Linked DNA regions of Homo sapiens: region 1 is linked to region 2. The links are chromatin contacts, found by Hi-C or POLR2A ChIA-PET in ENCODE. All regions are on one chromosome and are shown on one strand. The core of a region is the stretch at or near the end of the contact, and the rest is flanking DNA. Distances in the headings are between cores, read along the strand shown. Region 1 has its middle 87 kb from the start of SYF2. Region 2 overlaps RCAN3 (RCAN family member 3).

Region 1 (2,700 bases), core at 192-2,691, 610 kb after region 2:
TCCTGGGCCTTTGTCCTAGAGAAATGAAAACTCATGTTCACCACACACAAAGCTGTAAAGAATGTTTATAGCAATTTTATTTCTAACAGCCAAAAACTGGAAACAATCCAGATGTCCTTCAACGGGTAAGTGGTGAACAAACTATGGTATGTCCACACCACAGAGCACAACTCAGCCATAGACAGCAACGAACCCTTGCTACGCACAACCTGGATTAATCTTCGGAGAATTATGCTGAATGAAACAACTGAATCCCAAACGGTTGGATACTGCACAATTCCATTTATACAAGCTTCTTGAAATGGCAAAACTAGACATAGAAATGGAAAACAGATTAGGGGTTGCCAGGAGTAAAGGAGGAGTGGGGGCAGAGGGAAGTCAGTGCATGAGGGATCTTTGTGGAGATGAGACTGTTCTGTATCTTGACTGTATCAACGGCAGCATCCTTGTTCTGATGCCTACGATCAAGAGGTAGATAGATAGATGATAGATGATAGATAGATAGATAGATAGATAGATAGATAGATAGATAGATAGATTTTTTTTTTTGAGACAGTCTCACTCTGTCACCCAAGGCTGGAGTGCAGTGGCGCGATATTGGCTCACTGCAACCTCTGCCTCCTGGGTTCAGGTGATTCTCCTGCCTCAGCCTCCCAAGTAGCTGGGATTACAGGTGTGTGCCACCACGCCCAGCTAATTTTTTGTATTTTTTTTTAAGTAGAGATGGGATTTCATCATGTTAGCCAGGATGGTCTCAATCTCCTGACCTTGTGATCCGCCCACCTCAGCCTCCCAAAGTGCTGGGATTGCAGGTGTGAGCTCTCTCTCTCTGTCTCTCTCTCTCTCTCTCTCTCTCTCTATATATATATATATATATCTGTCTCTCTCTATATATATATATATGTGTGTGTGTGTGTGTATATATATATATATACATATATATATGTGTGTGTATACATATATATATGGGATTCACCCACCTCAGCCTCTCAAAGTTCAGGGATTACGGGAGTAAGCCACACCGGCCAGCCAATACCCTACTATAGTTTTGCAAGATGTTACCATTGGTAGAAACGAGGCAAAGAGAACAAAGGATTTTTCTGTATTATTTCTTACAACTACATGTGAATTTACAATTGTTTCAAAATTAGAAGTTTAATTAAAAAGGAAAACCCACCTGAGAGCCCTTTCAAAATACCACTTGCGTTGGGAGACTGGGGTGGGGCCCAGATACGTGGTTTTTTTTTTTTAAGTCTCCCCAAGAGTTGAAAACCACACAATGAAATTATTTCTAAAGCTCCTTCCACTAAAAAGTTGACATTTTTATGTGAAAATATATCAAAATTCGAACGTCTTGTGGATTCAGGCTAGAACTGTTCCCTCCCAGGCTTCCCGGCAGAAGGAGAGAGAAAGGCCCGAGAGACAGAATCAGGATGTGACAGGGGTGGCGCGAGGCGGAGGTGCAGCTCTCTCCTTCACGGTCCAAGGACTTCCAACCGTAGGACTCTTAGTGAAGCATAGCTAATAGCCACAGTGGCCGAGGGTGGGATTAGAACCCACTTTCTGGCTCTGCCTTCCGCAGCTTGGTCAGGGCTCTGGGCAGGACCCCTACGAACACTCCCGCTGTAAGTGTCAGAACAGGTAGAAATGGTTCTAATTATAACCAGTTTTCAAGCATGTGGGTGGAAAGGAATGCCTATTCATGTAAGAGCCGTTCCTGCAGCACAATAACCCCTCACCAAGTGTTCCTGGGCCAGTTTTTGAGAGTGACAAATGGTGCACGCCCAGGCACAGATATCACAAGGGTGAGAAACCCCAAGTTTCTGGAGCGAGAACAATATGACAAAGGTCTTGAGGAGGCAGCGTTTTATGTTACAGGGTAGCTGGGGGTTTTGTTGTCTTTTTTCCTTCCCCCTTCATAATTAGCCAACTCAGCCTCTTCTCCATGCTAAGGAATCACTGAAGACTATGTAAGGGAGAGGAGTCATCAGAGAAGATGCTTTACTGCTCAGGGGCCCCACAGCCTCCCACTCTCTCCCTCCCTTGGCTCTGGCCACCAGACGAGGTTCCTTTTGCCACCCTGAACAGAGAGTGGTGAACTTGTGATCCGGAGCCAGTGAACTTGTGATCCGGAGCCAGTGAACTTGTGATCCGGAGCCAGTTAACTTCACAGCTAATGTGCTGAGCAGCATTCCAGCCAGCGTCTGAAGCCAGAGCAGGGAGGCGGACGGGCCCCAGGAGTTCGAGGTCCGGGAAGCCGAAGCACCACCAAACTGAGCGAGGTTCCAACTCTCCCTCCCAGGAGGTCCGGCTGCCTCCCACCAGCAGCCCAACCACAGGGTCCTGCTCCAGACGTTACTATTTTCTCTTTTTCAGTGTGTCCAGCAGCAACCTCGACTGCCAACAACAACGTGAAAAATAACTGCAGGGCCGGGCGCGGTGGCTCACGCCTGTAATCTCAGCACTTTTGGAGGCCGAGGCAGGCAGATCACCTGAGGTCAAGAGATCGAGACCAGCCTGGCCAATATGGTGAAACCCCGTCTCTACTAAAAATACAAAAATTAGCTGGGCGTGGTGGCACATGTCTGTAATCCCAGCTACTCAGGAGGCTGAGGCAGGGAGAATTGCTTGAACCCGGGAGGCGGAGGTTGCAGTGAGCCAATATCACGTCATTGCACTCCAGCCTGGCGACAGAGCAAG
Region 2 (2,700 bases), core at 55-2,554:
GAGACTCTGCCGAGTGAGGTATAGGTCTTCTCACCACGCCTGTACTGCAGACACGGTCGTGTAGAGTAGCAGCTGATTTGACCTGTCCCAGATTTTAAGTGATATTCCAAAAGGGACTTTACATTAAAGGAGAAGCCCCCAAGATGTGGCCACCCTTAACCATTTTTAAATAGTAACAAATTAGGAAAACAGCTCCCCTCCCCTCCAGCCATGTAAGTCCTCCTGATTCTGTATCACATGAGACACCAAAAACTGGAAATGTAGTCACACCCAGTACAGTACCATTTTTATGAATTTAAAAATAGTCTTATAATTTTAATTGTTTGTGGGTATTTTTCTACTGGTATAAATAGCTTCTAATTAATAAATCGATCAAAGGTTGTTACTCAGTATACATGAAATTTTTTGCAGGAAAAGAAACCAGAAATACAGAATAATTCATAGAAATCATGGTTCTCAAGTATTTGTTCAATTAGCTTTGGGGAAGAAATGCCAAATCCACTTTGAGGATGAGTCTTACGACACAGATCCACCCACATGTTGCTCTTATCTGGAATTTGGGACAAAGCAATGCACAGGCCCTCATTCCTGATGTGGCGCCCTCCAGACATGGCTGCCCAGGAAGGACGGCCACTTTAGAAGTGGGACGTATCACCAGTAAGCTTGAATGATTAGGATCGCAGGTGGCTACTGCATTCTGCCGTTCGTGACCGTGTTCTAGCCTGTAGACCACCCAGCTACCTTCATTCACCAGTTTTTATCCTTCACCTTTTCCAGTATCTTGTTAACCACTAGTTCTTGAGTTTTTTGGCTATGATGTGTACGTTTATGTATGTCATTCATGGACTTTCAACTAGAAAAGGTAATGATAAGGTTTTCTGAAGACCATTTGTAAATTGTCCATTTAACCATTTTTCAGCTTGCTTTGAAACAAAAGTCACACCTACTATTTTTCTATGAATTAGGGAATGAGGGGGAGATCATTCAGTTTTACTTTTCTTTTTGTTGAAATTTTGTACCCGGATTGCAGTTGGCACTTTTCCTAAAACAGAATTGTTTCCCACTTAGGTGTCAGAATGTACCTTTGAACTTCCCTAAGAAGCAGCAGGATCTTTTTAACTCTCTCTGGTCTGTTTAGACTTTGAAGTCCCTTCTGTAGAAAAGTCTCATAACTGAGAAGGCTCTGTTTTGGGCCGGGTGGGTCTGCTGGCCTCCACTCACTGTGCTGTTTCCTTTGAGTGGCACACTTGGGAAGCTCCGGGGCATGTGAAGGAGCTGCAAACATGAGAACTAATGAACCAAGGCGGCTGCCACCAGGAAGGAACAGAACGCAGGCATTCAACCATGACGTCTGCACAGTGTTAGTAACATGTCATTGTGGTTTCGTTCTCACTGTGGTAAAATTTATTTCTGAGCACTTAAACTGTGTTGCATACCCCTAATTTTTTTTTTTTCTGTATCTTCCTTGCCCTCAAATACCCTGAGGTGATAAACTGTTCCAGTTGTAGCCAACTACCACTGCTAGGCCTCAATGTAAATTCAGTTGAAATTTGCAATTCTATCAGCAATTTAATGTATTGAATTCAGATCATCATTTGTCATTTTAACCGACAACCACCCAATAAATTTACTCTGCAGTTCTGAACTCAGCATTGTGCCCATTTTTTACTGCAAGATGGACCCTGTATGCCAGGAGACATGTATTATCAACAATTGGGAATTTTTTGAATTTCCTTTTAGGTAATATTGATTCACTGTAATTTTCTAAGTGATCAAAACCCATGAGATTTTGTTATTTGGCTTGGCTTTCATTCTCTGCCTGCCCATTAAAGAATATTCTATTCCTAACACATAAAACATTTTACAGTCAAGCAGTGCAAATTACAGTGCTTTTCTATTTTTTTTTTGAGAGCCTTGAATAAATTGAAGAAAACTTTAAACCAAAATTAGAGACGAGTCATTTAAGCTTTTCTGAATGGAAAGTATTAATATTTTCATTTTTCTAGTATAATATAATAAAATGAATTTTTTTAAAAAAGCTACTAAGTACCCATCAACTTTTTCATATTGTGAAATGAACCAGGATCTTAACAGATACTATCATCGCTGTCCTTTTTTGGCTGTTTAATATCTAGTTCATGTAACAAATTTACAAGAGATAAGTCTCATGGTTTTTTTTTTCTTTTAATAGGCTTTTCTGCAATTTTTTTGAAATTGAGTTATTACTTGGATTTAACCCTGATAGGACCAGGTGTGGTGGCTCACACCATAATCCCAGCACTTTGGGAGGCCAAGGTGGGTGGATCCACCTGAGGTCAGGAGTTCAAGACCAGCCTGACCAACATGGTGAAATCCTGTCTCTACTTAAAAAATACAAAATTAGCCTGGCATGGTGGCACATGCCTGTAATCCCAGCTACTTGGGAGGCTGAGGCAGGAGAATTTCCTGAACCGGGAGACGGAGGTTGCGGTGAGCCGAGATCACGCCATCGCACTCCAGCCTCGGCAACAAGAGCGAAACTCCGTCTCAAAAAAAAAAGATTTAACCCTGATTGATAGTATAGTAGCCATGTTTTCTTTAGAAATCATAACCTCTTCATGGGAATCAAACTATGTTGAAAATTGTGAGGAAAGATAATGGTGCTTTGTGTTGGGAAAAAAACATTTGTGAAGGATTAGAAAACCGTAACACTTAACAAGG

What was found. Hi-C counts contacts between places; a loop is a spot of excess contacts on that map. ChIA-PET counts read pairs that join two places held with the same protein, here RNA polymerase II (POLR2A). Pooled maps may share reads with other maps.
Region 1: a map with no recorded cell type shows a loop between it and region 2 (5-fold over the local background). The contact joins two enhancer-like sites. A Hi-C loop is called at or near these places in 2 of 37 single-sample maps with no recorded cell type and 2 of 50 pooled maps. POLR2A ChIA-PET finds 5 or more read pairs at or near these places in 1 of 52 experiments (endothelial cell of umbilical vein).

The regions. Positions count from the first base shown.
Region 1 is chr1:25,144,435-25,147,134 of GRCh38, forward strand. No RefSeq gene overlaps it. Among named protein-coding and RNA genes, the nearest start is that of SYF2, 87 kb to the right of the region's middle. RefSeq lists enhancers at 1,812-1,971, 1,982-2,071. Within about 2 kb of position 1,442, at least 3 of the 41 ENCODE cell types and tissues checked have a DNase peak (open chromatin) inside an H3K27ac peak, as active enhancers do.
Region 2 is chr1:24,535,372-24,538,071 of GRCh38, forward strand. It overlaps RCAN3 (RCAN family member 3), which reads left to right. Exons shown (of 5, transcript NM_013441.4): 5 at 1-2,700. Among named protein-coding and RNA genes, the nearest start is that of NCMAP-DT, 19 kb to the right of the region's middle. RefSeq lists enhancers at 1-611, 612-1,261, 1,088-1,177. Within about 2 kb of position 1,305, at least 14 of the 41 ENCODE cell types and tissues checked have a DNase peak (open chromatin) inside an H3K27ac peak, as active enhancers do.